Linked DNA regions of Homo sapiens: regions 2, 3 and 4 are each linked to region 1. The links are chromatin loops, found by intact Hi-C in ENCODE. Cell type or tissue: IMR-90. All regions are shown on one strand. Region 1 holds the start of EDIL3-DT (EDIL3 divergent transcript). Region 2 overlaps EDIL3 (EGF like repeats and discoidin domains 3). Region 3 has its middle 210 kb from the start of HAPLN1. Region 4 overlaps EDIL3 (EGF like repeats and discoidin domains 3).

Region 1 (5,000 bases):
CTCTGCACTTTGATCTCTTAGCAGGAAGGGAAGGGGGAAGGACTGCAGGCACTCCCCTCTCCTCCTTCTCTTCCCCGCCTACGTTTCCACCCCAAACACGAAAACACACTCACCCACTCACTCGCATTGTGTCACCGCCACCACCGTACGTCCCCGCTCCGAGGTGGAGGGCGGCGCGGGGTAGAGGAGAAGATAGTGCGTCTAGCCTATGTGGCCGCGCTTGCCTATGTGGCCGCGCTTGCCTGGCTGGGTCTGATTGAGGGAGCCCCGGGGCGCGGCAAGTCCCGGCTCGCTGCAGCCAGGAGCTCTGTCTCCTGAAGATACCCGCGCCGAGGGCACAGCTTACTCCGCCAGACAAGCCAACCATGGAGATGTTGCCTGGACTCTCCATCCTGGTTCTCTTAGACAATGCTCGGGAAGCTGGATGCTCCATATTCTTCAGGAGATTTCTCCCTTTTTCCCCCAGCTAGCTTGTGAGGACAGGGGAAAGGCTTGAGGAAAAATAAATAGACCATTTTGCATTAGCCCTTTCTGTTAAAACTTGCACCTCTCTAATTTTTTCTCCCTCACCTCTGCAGAAGGCAGAGTACAGCTTCCGTGACAGCTCCAAACAATTAAACTTCCGGCAAACTTATTGAAGCCAGTGCTAACACAGAATTTTCCTTGCACTCCTTCCCGCCCCCAATCATTAATCTCATGTCTCTTAGAAATTGGTGTTTTCCCTACGTATGGGTTGCAATTTACTTGCATTAATGCCTGGGATTTGATAAGGATATGTAACTCCTTTTATTAGTCGTCTTTATTTTAAAATTAAACCAATGGATCAGTCAGATTGAATATTTTATTAACTATTAAATTATTCACGGTATGGGTTGCTCTAAAAAATTCAATAACATGCATACAGTTGCAGCAAGCACGTGACATCTTATGCAATCTGTCCCTGTGCCTGCAGTTTGTGCCTGAAGTCTTTAAGCAAATGGCACTGTCTAAAAATGTCTAGACATGTCCTAAATACTATGAATCATTGGCATTTGCATTTTCTTTTTTTAATCAATGGCGATTTTTAGTTAATTTTACATGAGAATAAATTAATACCTGAACAGTCTCACTCCAGATAACAACACTAACCTTTTATGATTAGTATAGTTACATTTATACAGAAATAAGGAGTTTCTTTTATCTTATTATATTATTATTACACATTGATGTCTTCGTTGCCTAATTTACCTGACCATTAAATTTTATACCTTAAAAATAAATGCTAACTTCAGAGTCAAGGTAAAACATACAAAAATAATTCTGAAATATCAAATTAAAATAAGAATTAAGTGAAAATGAAGTATTCTCATGTGAAAGTTTGACAGTATTGCAATATTTTGGCCACTGTGGTGATACAACACACAATTTTTTCCTCTGGTTCTGAAAATGTTTTTCTGATTTTTCCTGAAATGTTTCCTTAGAATTAAAATGTATTTGTTTTAAATGTATATGGTTTTGGGAAAAGACTTAAAATAATTTTTAAAAATCAGGAAAAAATTGAGATGGTCTATTTTTCCTTCTTTGATCTTGAAGTTGCAAAAATCTTCAAAAGTAGGCAAATGTATTTCTGAATACTTTTCTAAATTAAAACTATGTCATAATTTTCTCAAATATATTGACATCAATGTTCATATAAATCATGTATTCAAAATCTAGGGTATTTTAAATAAATATTTAATAAAGTTTGCTTTTCTCTCTAGATACATGTGATTTTTTTCTTCTAATAAAATTATAGCAATGTAAAGGGAAGGAATAAGATATACATGACTAAAATAAAGTAGCATGGTCACTCGATACCATTAAAAGTAAAAGCTTGACAGTTTTTAGAGTTAAATTAGTAGTACCAGCTGTTAATTTTATTAATTTCAAGATAAAGTTTTAATTAGCTAAAACTTTTCATTTTTGAAGGATTTTGCATAATGGGATGAACTGTATATATTATCATTTAGTGTATAATTTTTTAAAAGTTGCCTCCTTTGAGAGTTTCTTGAAGCCTAAAAAAGTAATTCTGATATTTGTTGTTTACTGCACACACTTGCAGGTGCAATAGCTTTGAGTAAGATTAGGATGTAATAGGTTCATTGTATCTCTTCCAAAGAAACAGTGCAGGCTTCAGAACTCAGTTCAAGTCAGAAGTAAATCATAACATTTGGATACTGAGTAAAAAATAGCAAATTTTGCAAATATGTGTTGAGTGTTAATGGCTTCTGTCATAGTTAATCATTTACTTTTTATTTGCTAAGTAGGTTGAAAATTAACATTATTATTTTAAAAAGCAGAAAACCAAAGCTAAGCCATTCCTATTATTCAGTTCTTCTCTGTGTTTTAAGGAAGACGCTTAGCATCTTCCTTAGATGTTCTATAGTTATAGACTATATAAATATTCTTCTAAAATGATTTTTTTATTTTTATCATAGTCCATGTAATGATTATAATGTTGTTTGCTTAATCAAAGCAAACATGTATTTATAGACAGAGTCAAATGACTGCCAATGTGAAGTAATTATTAAAATATTTCTCATGGTTTCCTATGTGATACAGCAAGAATTTAAGTACTATAAATACTTAAACTGAATGTATTACCACTTGTCACTGAAAATACCCCTAAAAATCTTTGATTTGAGCAAGTTGTTGAAGGGAAAAGTAGACTAGAATCAACTGTGCCCTCACCAGCAGATGTCAGGATAATCAACGAAGATCTTTTAAAGGAAAAAATAAAATAAAAGGAAAAATAAAAGAAGTCAAGTCATAAATGTGAATCTGCAGATCCACATAAAGTAACTTTCTACTCTTTACGAAACTAATGTTATTAGTTAGTTTTCATTGCTTCCCTGAGGAAGAAAAAAAGAGGGCATTGTAAGGTAGAATCCTTCTACCATAGGATTTTAACTTGGAAACACAGACATTCAAGTGCACACTTAGGTTGAACTATTACTTTAGAGGGAGTCTTCTAAGTACCTTCCAAGGAAAAACACAGAGAGCTATGAGGTGTTTGTAGTAAAACAATTATTAATGAAATTTATACCACGATTTCTAAGCTTATTCTTCATATGAACTATAAGTTTCATAAATAGCAGTTCTGTTATATTGATTTACACAGACATACACACTCAACTATTCCTATGCATCTACTGCACTGGAAAGAGATGAATGCTTTTATTTACTCTTTTTGTCATTATGGTAAAGTGTATGTTTTTTAGATCTTGCAAGATTCTACATAAAACAAGTCATGTGGCCAAAAGAGACAAATGTCATGATAAATAAAGCTTTGTTATATCCCATTTAAGCCAGTTATTAATTTCTATATATGTGACTCCTCTGCATCAATTGATGTCAGGGACTTGAACTAATTTATTTTGATTGCAATTGACCTTTAACTGATAACTTGTAGTTCCAGCATCTGCTGATGTAGCCCTCAAAACTATGTTACAGATTCACCATTATACCCTTTTAAGGAGCTTTTTTATACAGTCACTGACATTGTGCCAAATAGTCGGTTTCCAGTGGCATTCTTTCTGTGTCAGAGTTCTCCTAGGATAAAAATTTCTCTCTCCTTCATTCCGTCTCTTTCTCCTCCTCTCCCCTCCTCCCTCATTTCCTTGTTATATGGCAAATAGGACACAACATCTACTGTAAAATTGATAGTGATATTTTGTCATCATTATTAAAAGATTGCAAACCTTTGAAACGTTGTGAAACTTGTAACTTATCTTTTTGTGAGGAAAGAAAAGGAAGATGATAATGTCAAACCTCTGCCTACCAAACCTGAAGTTTAAAACATAAGTGGAAATAAATTGGGATCTAAATCATGGAGCAACTCAGGATTTTACACCTTGATTTGATCACACTGTCCTGCCTAAAGCTATCAAGTATACAGTAATTTATATCCACTTCACTTGTGGAGAAGCCACTTGCCTTGAAGCTTCATCCACATACCACATAGCTGAGAACCTAGGATAAAGAATCAGAAACTTCTGACCACAAAAATAGATGTCATAGTTAGGTCTTAGATCATGTATCATAGAAAAGCTTATTTCTCTTGGCTTTCAAGTTTCTGGGTCCTCTATAAACTGAATCCAGAAAGTGAAAAGCATATGAAGTAATAGGTCAGGCTTAATCAGAGCAGTAAAACATGCCAACTTTTAGACAAAGAGGAGACTCGAATAGTATATGTAAAAGCAGTGATACTTTGCAGTACAAAAAACTGGGTACATGCAGTTGGGAGGGTTTGGGGTGGGGAGTGGTAAGTGTATCACCATATAAGAGAATGCAATAACTGGTGATAATGCTGGTTTTGCGACCTAGAGAAAGCCTCACTGCAAGATGTTCAACATTTTTTGGGTGCAAATGCAGTGAAATGTATACATTATTTAAAAAAAGACTTGGTCAAAAATGTTTAAGCTTGAAAACCTGCTTAATGGTGAAATAGCTAGATATCTGAACAATGTACTTATTTAAGACTTTTCCCGTTGTGTCAAATAAAATGTTGGTATTTTAAAATTATTTTTCTTCTAAGGTAATAAAGTTTTAGAAGACACAAAACTGAATTTTGTAAAAAAGAAGTAGACCTTACAATGTAGATAAAATGTCCTGCAATTATTTGGTTATATTTTAGAAAATGTGCTGCTATTTTGTTTTAAAATATGCATTATTATAGTGATAGTAACTGTGTAGGAATTGTTCAGATTTATAGTGTGTGACTTAGAATGGAGGATTTAAGTACAAGAATTTAGGTGACGGCTTTTTAAGCACTAAAGCACTTTTGAATGTGGTTGTTACTATGGAGAAAGAAGATTGACTTAGCTTTGCCTTTTATCTTTTCCAAAACAGGTTTGTATCAAAATGATTGATCTCTTAAAATAATTTAATATGATATAATATTTCATAAATGGGAAGACCAAGGTTTTAATCTCTTGTTAGATGATATATGCTTGATTTGAAGATGATAATCTCTAAATGGG
Region 2 (5,000 bases), 360 kb after region 1:
CAACTATGTACTTTAGACAACCATGCCACAAGAGTTCCCGGAACAAGAAGATGGTTACAGATTTGTGTAGCCAGACTTCAGAGCTGAGGAGGGATTTAGCTGGATGTGGAAGTGCAGAGCCAATATCTGCACATCTTTTCATACGATGGCGAAAGAAAGGTCATGTCCATGATGACTCACTGTGGAGTAAAACAAGCTTTCATTGGGAGAGTGTTATTTGTTCCTCTGGATTTATTAGGGAACCTTTCCTGGAAGTGACACAATTTATGATCAATATTAACAGAAGACAGAATAAGTAATCATTGAAAAGAAAACAACAGAATGAATTCACTTTGTAATTAGAGAAACTTTCCTGGAAGTGACACAATTTATGATCAGTATTAACAGATGACAGAATAAGTAATCATTGAAAAAGAAAACAACAGAATGAATTCACTTTGTAATATTTGTAATTCATGTCATATTGCCCAATGGGTGCGCATGCTGTAATTTTTCCAAAGTCATGTTTCATTATACATTTCCTGTCCAATCAGTGCAGATCCCACAGTTATTATACATTTATTTTTAAAATGTAGCTTTTAAAAACTGATAATGTGCACTGGTGTGCCAAATTTGTGTTTCTATTCTTACAGTTACAGTAAGTCATAAACTTTTCAGTGACTTTGGTCCTCACATAGTTTCACCAGAATAATTATATTTGCTCATGAAAGATACTTTTAAATTCATAAACAAAGTTCAGGTTATTGTGATCCTAGTGAAGTCACAGAGTGTTGGTTACATGTTTCACAAGTGAAACTGTCTTTAAAATGAATAAAAATAATAATCATTGACATTGTGGAACCTCTCTGTGTACCAAACTGAATAAAAGGAAAAGCTCGCCAGTAGCAAAGCCCTGCATAGCAGCCTGGCACATTGCCGGATAGAATAACACTACCCTATGTTTCTACAGCAATTTAGATTTTACAAAAAGATGTGTAAATCTTGACAATAGAACTAGGTTGAATGTGGGGGGAAATATGAGAGTGAGAACATCAACAGAAAGATTTATTAAGCACTTTCTGCATTGATCTTCATTAAAAACGTTATAAAACTTGTAGGACAGATATCTTCCTCACTTATTCTTGCCACTTTGTACACGAGGAAACTGAGACTCATGATGGCAAAAAGGACTAGCTCTAAGGTTACAGAGCTACCAAGTAGCACAGGAAAAATTTAAGTGTCTAGTCTCAGGCTTCCAGCCCTAGCAATCAGTGCACTTCAGATGTCATCCCACAGGGCCTGCCATCTGTGATCTCTTGTGTCTCTTTATACAAAGACTTTACACTCAATTAAGCCAGGCAGAGTAAGTATCCCTTATCCAAAACACTTGGAACCAGGAGTGTTTCATATTTTTATATTTTTCTGGATTTTGGAATGTTTACATATATATGTATTGAAATCCCTTGAGAATGAGGCCCAGGAGTAACCAGGGATGCATTTGTTTTATATACAGTTATGAACATAGCATGAAGATGATTTATACAATATTTTTTAATAGTTTTGTGCATTACACAAAGTTTTGACTGCATTTTAACTGTGACCCATCATGTGAGATCAGGTGTGGAATTTTCCACATCATATCAGCACTCAAAAAGTTGTTATTTTGGAGCATTTTGGATTTGGGATTATCAGATTAGGGATGCACAACCTGTATTGTGTTGAAAACTAGATGAATTACAGCATATACAAAACACAATAGGGAATATGAATTTAGAACATTAATTTTTGCAACACTGGGATCAAAATGACGCTTTAGAGGAAGAAAAGAAAGAAGTGAGATGAGTGTTATCAGAGCTAGGCAGTGTTTTGATATGCATGACGATAAACTAGATTTACTCAACTTTACTTTAAACATTCCCTTTTGGCAAGAAACCACATCACACGGCATTCAGAGGAAATTTGCTCTAAGAACTGTAACACACAATATAATAAAACAGATTTACAACATGACAAAGGTATAGAAGAAATGTAGTTCCCTAGAAAACCAAGTACCACATGTTCTCATTTATAAATGGAAGCTAAATGATGAGAACTCATGAACACAAAGAAGGAAACAGCAGACACTTGGGTCTACTTGAGGGTGGGTGGTGGGAGGAGGGAGAGGAGCAGAAAAGATAGCTGTTAGGTACTAGGCTGGAGACCGGGGTGATGAGAGGATCTGTACTACAGACCCCCATGCCAGTAAGTTGACCTGTGTAACAAACCTTCACATGCACCCCTGAACCTGAAATAAAAGTTTTTAAAATAAAGAAAAGAAAAGCTTTAATTCTAAGTGAAAACTCTAAGGGATATTGCCATAATTTTAACATTTACTTCTCAAGAGAGTTTCTGCTATTTAACTTCTTAAAGGCTTCTCAGCATGGTTTATTTTCAGAGAGAAGTTCCATGAGTTTTAGAGCTGATGAAAACCATTATTTTTCTCACTCTGTTTAAATAACGGACAGAGTTATTTAAACACACTCTTATATATATAACACACTCTTGTTATATCTCTTAATGTAAATTGATAGTATACATTTTTATCTTTCATCCCTGCTAAGTGATTTTCTTAATATAATACTGAGAGTTTTGTTGAGGAAATATGCACTTTTGTACAAAACTATCTTTCTTTTAATTTCTGTTTTAGGAATCAAATATTTTTATTTAATTGATACTAAGCTTTTATTTGCAATCTTTGAAAAATGATAAAGCAATGTCTAGCAAATAAACTTACAAATAAATTGCAGAATGAAATTATGAGTCTGGGCCTAAAATATTTGCCTGAGAACCAGAGCAGCATTTCATTTCTAACTCTGCCACCTACTGTGCAATAACCTTTCTCATTCTTCCTTTGAACTAGATGACTTTTATCATTTAATCAGTTCTAAGGTACCATTGTGTTATTGTGATATAGCTGCTCTTTTCTTAACTTAGATACTGTCCTTCAGAGCCCACATTGCATCACAGTGTTTTCCACTTCCCAGACAGCTATGTTTACAGAGCAGTCACTAGCTATACCCTGTTATGTCCCAAGTGGACCACATACTTAAATTACTCCTCAACCCATCTAAGTGTCCTGGAGTATTTGTGGGTTTATTCATCATAGAATAAGAGCAGTTTATTTTATCATCAACAGGAGAAGCAAGCCTACAAAATTGATCTATAGTAGAGAGATCACTGTGCACTCTGTCCAACCTTCTTTTGTTTCTATGTGCTAATATGATTATAGCCAAAATGCAGTTCGTATCAATTCATGCTATGGTTCAGTATTCCAGAGTTCTGTATCTGCTCTTCAGTTAGCCAGGACCCACTGCCAACTACCCTTTAAGATACAAAGAATTAATTTTCTTAGTCAGTTAGCTAGTTTTTCTTTTATTTTCTTTTTATACTGGGTTATTTGTTAAAGTGGTATTTTCATGTTTCATTTCATTTTATATCACATTAGAGTCTTTAATTTTTAGTTACAAATATGATCAAAGACTTTTTGTTTGTTTGTTTGTTTGTTTGTTTGAGACGGAGTCTCGCTCTGTCTCCAGGCTGGAGTGCAGTGGCATGATCTCGGCTGACTGCAACCTCTGCCTCTTGGGTTCAAGCGATTCTTCTGCCTCAGCCTCCCAAGTAGCTGGATCTACAGGCGCGTGTCATCATGCCTGGCTAATTTTTGTATTTTTAGTAGACACGGGGTTTCACCACATTGGCCTGGCTGGTCTCAAACTCCTGAGTTTGTAATCCGCCTGCCTTGGCCTCCCAAAATGCTGGGATTACAGGCCTGAGCCACCGCGCCCAGCAGATCAAAGACTTTTTAAAAGTGGCTTAACAGTCCTATACAACTGATACAACACTTCCATGCTACCAGAAGTTGAGTAGCTTACAAGTGTTTGAAGTTAATGACAATGATATAAATTTCTGTGACTATCAGTTCATTTCTCAAGCTAACCAAACAGCCAGAATCAGCGGTATGTGACTATTTTCATATTTATACAATGCCAGCTCCAAAATATAATGTATTGAAAAATCCTGTTAAGCATAGGAGAGTCAAGATTTATTTAAACTGAATAAAACATTAATATCATCCTACATAGGAGTAAGTTTATAGAACTGGTCCAATTGTTAGGGTACCAGATTTGAAGCTTGGAAAGTCAAACATGATATAAGTAGCTGATGACCAAATCTAAGGTGCACCATGTCCCATTAAAAATAAAACAAAAAAACTAGCTTTCAATTTATCTACAATTCAATCTATATGATATAATATAATTGGATGACCAACTTTTCAACCAAATTAATTTAAATGACTCCATATTTTGGTACTTTGTTAATTTAGCTTTAGCTTAAGGGTTATCCCCTGGAAGACAGGTTTGATATGCAAAATGTTTTGTGTTCTGAGAGGTATATTTGTATATCATACACCATTCAATGTGAGCTCGACATGTTCTTTAGACTTGAATAGGAACATCTACTTATGCATACCACCATCTTCTTTCTTCATTGCTATATCCCATTCTTTAGAGCCATGGTGAACACATAGCTGTCACTCAATAAATATGTAGCAAATAAACAATAGAATGAATGAATACATGAATGATGTGCATATCTCATATTCTCCGAAATGACTTCATTTAATATATTAACAAACATCACTCACAAAGGAGGAATCTGTGTGTTTGGCAGCAGAATATTCCTGAAGCCTTTTGATAAATATCAAATAGTTTCAGTCTTCATAATAAGATAATTATTTACAAAAACTAAATTCTAAATCTTTCTAGCTATAAATCACTCTTGCTCTAAACTACAAATGACATTTATTACATAGACCAAGTTAGCCTAATAAAATAGCACTTTTGTAAGGAACAATGTTTCTTATTGTTTTTAGATTGAAGAATTTAAAATTAATTTTTGAGTTGCCTTAATGTGTCCTATACATACATATATATGTACAGGATACGTTATATCATATATATATACACACATATGTATATGAT
Region 3 (5,000 bases), 450 kb after region 1:
AATGAAAGATATGAAGGTCTGTGGAGAATGAACACATGAGCTAATAATTAATATATAATTGAGCCAAATTCATAAACAAAACTTAACCCTCTCTGAGCTTATTTTCCTATCAATAAAATGAAGGAGCTGAGTAATATGCAAATGGTAAAGCACTCACAATCATTCATCAAAGCACAATGAATTGTGACACAACACACAACATATATTGTTGTTTCTTTATTTGAGGGTCTTAAATGAAATTGGGAGTAATTGTATAACTACATGTAAAATTAAATAGTTCAAAATAGATATATAAGAATTCTTAGTAATTGTATTCTGCAGAAAAAAACACATGAAAAGTTAATCATAGATACTCAAAGGATTGTCATTTGTATAGTTATAATTTAATGTGATAGGTATTGCTAAATAAAGTATAATAAACTAAAAGAGGTAAGAAATATTTTGACATTTGAAAGCATATCTATAAATTTTCCTTTGGATACCGTGTCTCTCCCTCTCTTTGCCTGTTCGTTGTCTATTTCTTTTTGTCTTTCTGTCTCTCCTTTCTCATTCTCATCTTCCTTCAGCTCATTTTTGATCCTGAACTTTTTTACTCATGAATTCAGAAATAGCTTGTTAGGCAAAAAAAAAAAAAAGAAAGAAAGAAAAATCAAACATACTTGTAAGGGTCTAACTCACCTAAAGCCACAAGTCTCTGAATTCACTCCCTTTTCAGTTCAGAAAGCATGCTGGAAAGGAGTCAGTAATGTGCCTCAACTATCCTAGTGTCCCCAACATTGGTGTCAAAATACAAACACAACATTTAAAATATTTTTTTAATTGCACACAGCTTTTACTTCAGTCTGCAGGTCTAGAAAAGCCTATTGCACACAGAACTCTTTTAAGCCAGCTGTTCCAGGGGCAGACTACTGCAGCTTCATTCATGGGGCCATGGAAGGTTTATTGTGGTGGCATCTTCCTAACGTTTGCAGTGCCAGAGCTGTGCCAACCATAACTTTCAGCTAGAGCCATCATTGATGTGTCTGCCAGTCACTCCACTATGTGGAAGACTATTGCTTAGCTTGATGGAATGGTTCACTGTCTTTCTGAGAGATTGCAGCCAGTGTTACTACAGTTGAGCTACAGATAAATGTGGCATTTAAGATGGAATTCTCTCCCACAAACTGGGGGAGAAAAATGCTAGCCCTTCTAGTTTGCTCTGGTTCTTTCTCATTTTTGTTTTACCAAATAAAATATAGCTTATATGGGGGAAAATTATTATTAATAGACATGCTGGAAATCGAAAGTTATCATATCATATTTAAAGGTCTAAATACCCTGTCTTTGTGACAGGAAGTATAGATATTGTTTGATTGGTACGTACAAACAAAATATTCAGCATAGTCTTTCCCAAGTCATCCTAGATGATAGGATTTTAATATGGTATCAGAACAGTAAATCTGACTCACGCACTATGAGCAGAATTCCTGGAACTTCTAGTCTCTTCAAATTCCTTCTTTCTAGCTCAAAAAAGTCTGTGGAAAAATTCATCTATGCATTTTTCCTTTTCTTCCATCTTGTGACATTTACCATTTCCTCCATCATTTCGAAAACGAATGATCTAGTCTTTTACATTGGTATCATTGTAGCTGCTCATGCACTCTGCTCTAACAAACTCCACTTGTGCCAACAGAAATACCCCTTTTCCCTCGTTCACTTCTGTTACTTACTCCATCAGTAGACCACCACCTGGTACTGATCCACTACCCCATTCCTCATAAAGCTATCTGCTCTCATCCATGTTTTCATGTTTCCATGGCCCTATGCATCTAGTTGTTTTATTCCTGGAGCTCCCTGACTTTTAATGGATTCCTAAAATCTAGGCCTAGAAATTACCAGAATGCCCACTATGCTGTAATCAACTCCTTACCACCACCACCCCTGGCCATCCAACAGTCAAGCATTGCTTCCTGTCCATCTCCTTTTAAACACTAACAATTTCCTTCTTTCTAGTGGGGCGTTTCTTTTCCTACCCAGTAAGCTGCCCAGCGGGGAAGGTGGTCTTTGTGGCCCCTGAAGGCAGGGAATGTCAGTCTTGCAAATACACTACCCTCTTCATGTTTTGCCTTGCCTTTTTCCTGAGATCCCGCAGACGCTCACTCAAGGAGCTCCCCCTGGTGGCCTTGCTCATTAAGACAGATCTGAATTGGCAATGGTCAAACAGTAGCCTCTTCAGGAATTCCTGCTACACTATGGATTGCTGCTGGAAGGAATGGAAAAAATATAGAGGTTAAAATGGCATCTCAAAAAAGCTAGCAAGAGAGAATGTTTTTTTTTATTCTTTCAAAGATGGAAGTAATAATTGTCTCCCTTTAAGACCTGCTTATTACACCACATATTTTGTCAGATAACTTTTAGGAAAAGCAATTATCAAGAAGCATGTAAGTCTTAAAAAATAAATAAATAAATAAATAATGGTTGGGAAAGTACACGGAGGTGCAGAGGAGTGCTAGAGAGGTAATCCCATATGTGTGGACCTAAGGAGTGTTCTACAGTATGAAAAGAACCTGGTCACTGTGATAATATGACTGTATTTTGCAGGTAGGGGAAACTAAATTTTCAGGGAATATATACAGTAGAAAATAATACCTCATAAAATCACTGTGGAGGCAACATTGGGATGGAGTTGGGCGGTAACTGTGAAGGGAAAGGAGATATCTCACAGTAAGGAAAAGTGCCTGTTTGTCAAAAGCAGGTAAGGATTTTAAGATGTTTGAAAAACATCAACCACAGAATTGAGTTAGTGAGATTTTCCATGGCCCTATGCATCTAGTTGTTTTATTCCTGGAGCTCCAGGACTTCCAATACCACCACCAACAACAACAATGCTTGTGTCTGGAGCAATAAAATTCCCGTTTCAAGCAATAAAATCCTCTCTTGTCTATCCTGCTTCTTTGAAATGACTTATTCTCTTAAAGTGTTCCATTAGAGAAGGAGTCGGCCACCTACAGCTAGTGAAACCAGCTTCTCAGGAGTGTGTGTGTGTGTGTGTGTGTGTGTGTGTTTTCTGCCCTTGTTCCACTTAGCGGAGTATGCTTCTTATATTCCCTCAAAAAATCAGAACAGATTGTCATTTTGTTCAGAGAAAGACTTGGGGTGCAACGCTAAAAATTCCTGTTGGAGATCTTTCCGTTTGTGATGTATTTTGACCAAGTGAGCTTTTTATCTTTGCCTCAGTAACCTTCGCCTTATCACTCCACAGGAGCCAGCTGCCTTCCTTCAGGTGTCATTCTGACAGACACAACAGACAGCCCTCTCCCTTCCTATCACACATTTATCTAGACTTCCTTGGAGTGAGGAAGCTTTCTCTTTCTCAGGCTATTTACTCTCAGAGGCAAAGGAAAAGTCTTTGCTTCAAAGATTGAGCTGCTATTTCCTGCAGTCAGAGCCACACAGGCTGGAAGAGCACATTGAAGCCTGGTAATCAGAGATTCTTTCATGCTCCACATTAAATAGTGACACGCATAGAGTTGTTTAAAAGGTGCACAACCCAGTATATTTCATTGCAATATCTACACATTAATGTAGTTGAAAGTGGATTTGGAAGTGAGGAATAGATTTAAAGTACAACTTCATGACTCTGCATGAATTTGTCTGGTTTAGACCAGTCTGTTCTAGCTATGCGGAACCACAGCAATAATCAGGCCATTCATAAAGCAGTGTGTGTTCATTGTGGCAGCACATTTTACTTAAAATCTTTTAAATTATGCCATAAAGAATTTGGGCATAAGTCCATTTCAAACCCTTACACTGTCTCAGGGGTGGCCAACATAAAGATTTGTGCCAAAAAATGCCGTCTGGGTTAATTTTAAGATTCCTTTCCCCACCCCCACACACCACATTCATGATTTTATCCACTAGCCACCTAAAAAAACCTACCTACAAAATTCCACCATATGCCAGTCCTGTCCACACCTTCACAAAAACCAACATAATAGAAACTATTTTTCTAAACCACATCTGGAGTCATTACTTAGACCCGCACTTGCATTCTCCCAAGTCACATACTATCTTACCACAAAAGACGATATGGGATGCTTGACATTCTCTTTTTATAAGGTCACCAATCCCTGTGATATGATATGATCCTTGAAACAGTTCATTGTCTCAGACTGTGTAAGAAGTCAAAGAAAGGGAGTGTTAATAGACAAATGAATGTTACATAAAATAAAAATGCGTAGCTTTAATATTTATTGTACTTTCAGCAACACTGAAGGAAGCCCTCATATCTTTATCTCATTTAATTCTGACAGGAGGGCTATGTGGTAGACAGTAATATTGTCTCCATGTTGCATATGAGGAAACTGAAGTGCAGCATGTTTAAGTATACTATTATAATAGAATGGAACAAGGCCCTGTGCCCACACAATCTGGCCTTGAACTCATTCTTAGTCACTATGTTTATGTGACAAGCTTCAATTCATTCATGAAAAATTCTGCCTTCTATACCGTGCTAAGCTTATTCAGAAGTTTAAAAAGAAAAGGACAAGAACAAAAATTGTATCATTGGTTTCATGTCAAAGTTTATTTTCGAAATCAGTTTGTAACTTTAGATAGGTACAATTTTTCCCTTGTCTCCTGCTTTCATATAACTAGAATTCATAAGACTCTATTCCAGAGACCTTTCTCATAAGGCTTAGATGTTTGGGATATGTATGTAAGCAAAGGAGAATTTTTCAATAGAAACTTAAAATGCTAAGACAGGTACATTCTTCATTCACAAATGTTGACTACTGAGGATATCTTTTGCTTAAGGTGAAGTGCTGGGCAGTATATAAAGCAGATTAAACTAAACACATTGGCTGTGATATCTTGCACTGGGCATCAAGTGGACCTGCGCCAGTCAGAGACGGCAGGAAGCTGCATGTCAAAGGGCAGCTGTCAATGTCGGATACACTGGAGGACATCTCCACATGCAGTGAAGCCAGACATGCCTGTTCTCAGGGACTCCACCAGCCCAA
Region 4 (5,000 bases), 130 kb after region 1:
TATTACCTGTTTTCTCCCTTTCAAAAGATAGTATGCTAATGATGGAAATAAGATGAAAATTTCGAGTGTATTAGAAATGTGTTTCCATAAGCAAAAAAGAAGAACAAAAATTACAAGGAGAAGAGAGAAAAACATGTCAGTTAAACAACAGTTGGCATCTCTAAGATATAATGAGACTTGAGCAGATAGTCCTGTCTCATTTTGACCACAGAAACATGATATGACTGGCCCACATGCCTGGTAGAAAATTGACTCGATTTAGCATTATCATCTAGAGAGGGCAGCAGAGGGGCCATGGAAGGTTTCTTAAGGCACCAGAAAGGATTCTTAAGGCACTCTCCATAATGATGGGATAATTGAAAGAACCTCCTTTGGCCCTGGGTATATCAGGACTGTAGGCCTACCTCAGTTACTATCTGATGCAAGAACTTGGTTATAGGACAGAGTGGGATCTGAAAGAAGGGTTCTTATTTTTAGGTAAATATGTAAATATGAGACTGTGTCCTTACACTGATTACTCCACATAGGTGGGTGGGTCTTGATTTGGGGGAACTTTTATTCTGGTTTCATTACCTAGTATTTATTAACTAGATTTGATATTAAATGATGCCTCTTTTGATTTCCCTGTCTGTAGCCACCTCTATGAAGGGTCAAGAGAATCTTCATCATTTTTTTTGAGACTACTTCAAACAATAAATGCATTTTCCTTTTTCCCTCGGCCCAACCTCCTCCATCTGATTCAACACATTGCTGCCTTAGTGATTCTTCCAAAGCACAAATGTGGTGATACACTTTCCCATATTTCAAGTTCTTTTATAATTTTCCAGTGCTTGAAGATAAACTCCAAAATTTTTGGCACAGCATACAAGACCTTGATTCATATGGCCTTCCTACCTTTTGGACCTCATCATTTTCTATTTCTAATACGTATTTATATTCTAGCTACAGTGGCCTACCTGAAGTTCCTGGAATGAGACATGACCTTTTTCCTTTAAGTGTGTTATTCCCTTTGCCTGGAATATTAAGCATACGCTCTCTCCTCTTCATCACCTGATAGCACTGAGTCTCCTTAAAAGTCTCCACTGGTCCCACAGTTTGGATCATGTATACCAGTTGCAGGTGTTACTACTGTGTAGTATAATTGTAATTGTTCCTGCATTTTTATCTCTCCCACTAAGCTCCATAGTCTGTTATTTAGTTTGGTATATACAGCACTTACCTCAGTGCCTGCCTACCATGCAATAGGTACTCAAGGACTAGAAGGACAGATAGACAAATTGATAGACAAATGGAAGGATAGCTAGCTAGCTATATGTGTGGATGGATAAATGGATAGATAGATAGATGATAGATAGATAGATAGATAGATAGATAGTTAGATGATAAGTATATAAATGATAGCAAGTCTACTGAAGTATCTTTATCAGTCATCAATCACCCCATTCAAAATGCTGCCAGGATTGTCTTCTTAATTTAGATCTGACCATGTCCAAACTTTAAAATACATGTTAAAAATGTTAGACACTCTCTCATTGATTCCTTATCTTAAAAATTACAATGGCACTTTTTAATCCTCCCTGATCTAACATATTTATACTTTCTTAGCCATTCCAGATTAAATACTCCATGGTCCAGCCACGCTAAATTCTTTGGTATTCCCCAAACATTAATTCATTCATTTTATGACTCTCTTTTCTAAGGTCTGCTCCAGCACTTAGGTACTGTTTTAATCTATCATCTTAGTGTGGCTAATGACTTGGTTTATATTTGACAGAAATCATAACCTGAATTTTCATTTTTCAAATATTTTTAAAGTGCTTCATCTGGAAAAGAGTTTAAATAATTCTCATGTGAAAAACCTTACAGAGAATAACATAACTAAGAAATACAAACTAGTAGGAAGTTGGTGCCCAGATGCTTTTTTATTTTGAAAAGTCCCTTACTCATTGAGTCCAGGAGGTGGCAGTTTCACCTACAAAGCTCCCTTTAAAACTGTATGGGTTTTTGTGCATCTGATTCAAATCCTGTGTGCAATAAAGCCACACCCATGATTCTGTCTGAAGCCTGCTTTTTACTCCAGACTTAATCAGTGCTACTTTGGGTGTGTCAGCCTTCTCAGGGACAATCCTTAAGGTCTCTAGAAGCCCTTTTATTTAGCTGAGAAGATCTTTCAGGCTCCACCTGAATTATTTGAAATGTTTTCACAGGGAGGTTTGTAGCCACATCCATGATTGATATTTATGTTGGGCCATGTCTTTCTGGCATTCGATAATTTACCACTTTGAGAGTTGGGAGTTTAGAAACAATTGTGTTTTCTAACACAAGTCCTGGTCCTTGTATACTACTTCCCTTTACTTTCAAATGGACTGGTTCTTTATTTAGCTCATCTCTTTATTGTAGCACCTTATCATATGCAGGCAGTAAGAGCCAACTGATGCTTTAACAGTCTGCCCGGAAATCTCCTTACTCATATGAAAAGTTCATCGCATACATGTTCTACCTCCCCAGTTACCTCAGATGACAGCTTTATCAATTGTTACACACTACATAAAATGGGTAGCCATTTTTCTAGCTTTTCATGGCCATGACTGCTTTTCCAGATACTATCTGCCACCCATTGCCACAGCCAAGGCCACGTATTGTGGGGTTTCTGTTATGTCATAAGTTATTTCTCTGTAGCAGTTTCTTTCTTATCCTTCCACATTTCTTTCACTCATCTCAAGCAAGCTAGCCTGAATTCATTCACATGACGATCTCAGCACTCCAAGAGAGGAAGTAGATGTCTTCAAGTGCTTTTCAAATCTCTGTTGTCTTCAAGTCTGTTAACGACCTACTGGCCAAAGCAAGTCACATGGACAAGCCCAGATTCTAGGGATCCAGAAATAAACTCCTGTCCTTTAAAGAGTTAAAGAGTAAACTGTGTGGATATAAAGAAGGTATTTATTAGAGTAATTAATGACACTAGTCTATTACAGATATTTAGGTTAATATTTATTAACCAATTAGACAACATTCTCTTTACATATTATGAAGGAACTCCAAACTGAACCAATAGCTTTCAGAGGCAGTGTTTGAATTATGCAGTTTAATTTTTGCCATGTTACATAGTATTTTTTTTTGAGTACATGGTTTGAAATGAGTCTTGCAGATCTTATGTGTGAATCTTAATATTACCCTGACTTTTGACTTTGCCAAGGGAACATCCATAGCAAAGTAAACTAGTATGTTTCAATGTCCAAGACAAAAAAAAAATGTCAATTTCGGTTTTTTTTTATGCCTTAGGTGATATTTGTGATCCCAATCCATGTGAAAATGGAGGTATCTGTTTGCCAGGATTGGCTGATGGTTCCTTTTCCTGTGAGTGTCCAGATGGCTTCACAGACCCCAACTGTTCTAGTGTTGTGGAGGTTGGTAAGTGCAAAATTTAAGTATTTCAGTAGTTATCTTTTTATTTCCATGAATAAATGGCAGTTTGGCTGTGGTGCATTATGGAGATTAGTTGTAAAATTGCTATATGTTGCTAATTAGTTTACTTTTGTGTAGGATTCTCAGTTGTATCATTTCCAGTTTATATTGAAATTATATTAATTGTGTTCTTTAAGTTTTAAAATATTTTTAGTAATTAACACTAAATTTAAAGACATTACAAATAATACATAAATATAACATTTCTTATATTTCTAATATTAATATAAATTTAACATTTTATTCTCAAATAAAATACATAACTCCAAAGTCAATTTATTCAAGTTAAATTATCACTGTAAATAAAACAGGATGTTTTTAGGGACTTCGAATATCCATCAGCATTTTGTAGCTGTTCTAATCATTACTTTTCTTAGGTGATAAATATATTTTATATTTCTAAGCATATAAAGAAGAGGATATTCCAGATGCAGTGCTCTTCAAAGTTTTCTAAAAAATTTGCTCTGCAAAAATTAATGTGTCATTGGTTACATTCAAATAGTTTTTTAAAAAATCTGCGAAATATGTATACTTATGGATTTAGAGTAACTTCTGTAATTTCCACATAGGTCCCCATTAAGGAAATAGCTGTACTTTAAAATAATTTAACACCATGTAAACTTGTGCAGAGATTTTCTCTCTAACTAAAGAGAGAAATAATTTTCAAAGTTAATAGCACAGGTAAGTTTGAAAAAAATTTATATTTTTCGCATTAGTACCACGAAGAGTACAAGATGGAATATATCTGTTCATTATAGGAAACCAAACATGTTTTGTCAACCTGCATAAACCTTAGAGAAACAGGACACTTCAATGGCTTTGGGGAAATAGTTTTGAAAAAGAAAAGTAATAGCGTCCAGGGATCAGTCTGAATTACCCATCATTGTACCCAGTGCACCTAACTTAATTACCTTATGCATAGTAAAAATCCAGTAACTATTGGTTGAATGAAAGAAAGAATAATTAAATAAAACCATTAATTTACCATCTTTGGCCATTAGTTACTGGATTGTAGTGTGCTTTATTTTTTTAATGAATTTTCCTTATTTTTTATATTGCATTATGAATATATGTTATCTAAAGAAGTTTATTATTGCTGAAAGGTACTTTGTTCATTTAATTCATCTTCAAAGATAATTCTCTTTTAATGCTTTTATTAACTCACTGATATTTTAGGAGGTTTGACACAGTGCCATCGAAATAAAACTGTTGTAACCACTTTGACCCAGGCTTCAAATATGTACATTTGAGTTTCAGAGTTTAATGTGAGAATCATATCCTCAGGAAAGTCTGTATATCTGAAGAAAATTAGAGTCATAAATACCCCTAGTAGAAATGTATGAATAGAGTAAAATTTTAGTGTTGTATTTTAAGCCCAACAACCCCAAATTGGCAGTGCCTTCGAGTTGTATAATAGTATATAATATTTTTGGCACTATTTGAAAGATCCAAATCTGGAATCAGAGAAACAAATGTAGGTAAATGATTAAGAAATCAGTATCTTAGCAGAATTTTTTTTTTTTTTTTTTTTTTTT

What was found. Peaks named below come from ENCODE experiments on the same cell type or tissue, not always from the same donor. Only the 100,000 strongest peaks of a DNase experiment are listed, where the experiment ranks them.
Region 2: it touches region 1 in a loop (2.2-fold over the local background); 4 of 110 quality-filtered maps call a loop at or near these places.
Region 3: it touches region 1 in a loop (9-fold over the local background); 11 of 110 quality-filtered maps call a loop at or near these places.
Region 4: it touches region 1 in a loop (2.5-fold over the local background); 3 of 110 quality-filtered maps call a loop at or near these places.

The regions. Positions count from the first base shown.
Region 1 is chr5:84,377,652-84,382,651 of GRCh38, reverse strand. The region is part of intron 1 of EDIL3 (EGF like repeats and discoidin domains 3); the gene reads left to right. It overlaps EDIL3-DT (EDIL3 divergent transcript), which reads right to left and starts at 230. Exons shown (of 4, transcript NR_183295.1): 1 at 114-230. In IMR-90, a CTCF peak has its summit at 2,701 (motif pointing right); DNase peaks (open chromatin) are centred at 3,521 and 4,051; H3K4me3 peaks cover 790 bases; H3K27ac peaks cover 1,099 bases.
Region 2 is chr5:84,013,172-84,018,171 of GRCh38, reverse strand. The region is part of intron 9 of EDIL3 (EGF like repeats and discoidin domains 3); the gene reads left to right. Among named protein-coding and RNA genes, the nearest start is that of HAPLN1, 290 kb to the right of the region's middle. In IMR-90, no CTCF peak of the experiment used is centred here; a DNase peak (open chromatin) is centred at 1,891; H3K27ac peaks cover 253 bases.
Region 3 is chr5:83,924,481-83,929,480 of GRCh38, reverse strand. No RefSeq gene overlaps it. Among named protein-coding and RNA genes, the nearest start is that of HAPLN1, 210 kb to the right of the region's middle. RefSeq lists an enhancer at 1,748-2,249. In IMR-90, a CTCF peak has its summit at 2,159 (motif pointing left); DNase peaks (open chromatin) are centred at 2,160, 4,070 and 4,420; H3K27ac peaks cover 402 bases.
Region 4 is chr5:84,252,495-84,257,494 of GRCh38, reverse strand. It overlaps EDIL3 (EGF like repeats and discoidin domains 3), which reads left to right. Exons shown (of 11, transcript NM_005711.5): 2 at 3,283-3,411. Among named protein-coding and RNA genes, the nearest start is that of EDIL3-DT, 130 kb to the left of the region's middle. In IMR-90, a CTCF peak has its summit at 1,964 (motif pointing right); no DNase peak of the experiment used is centred here.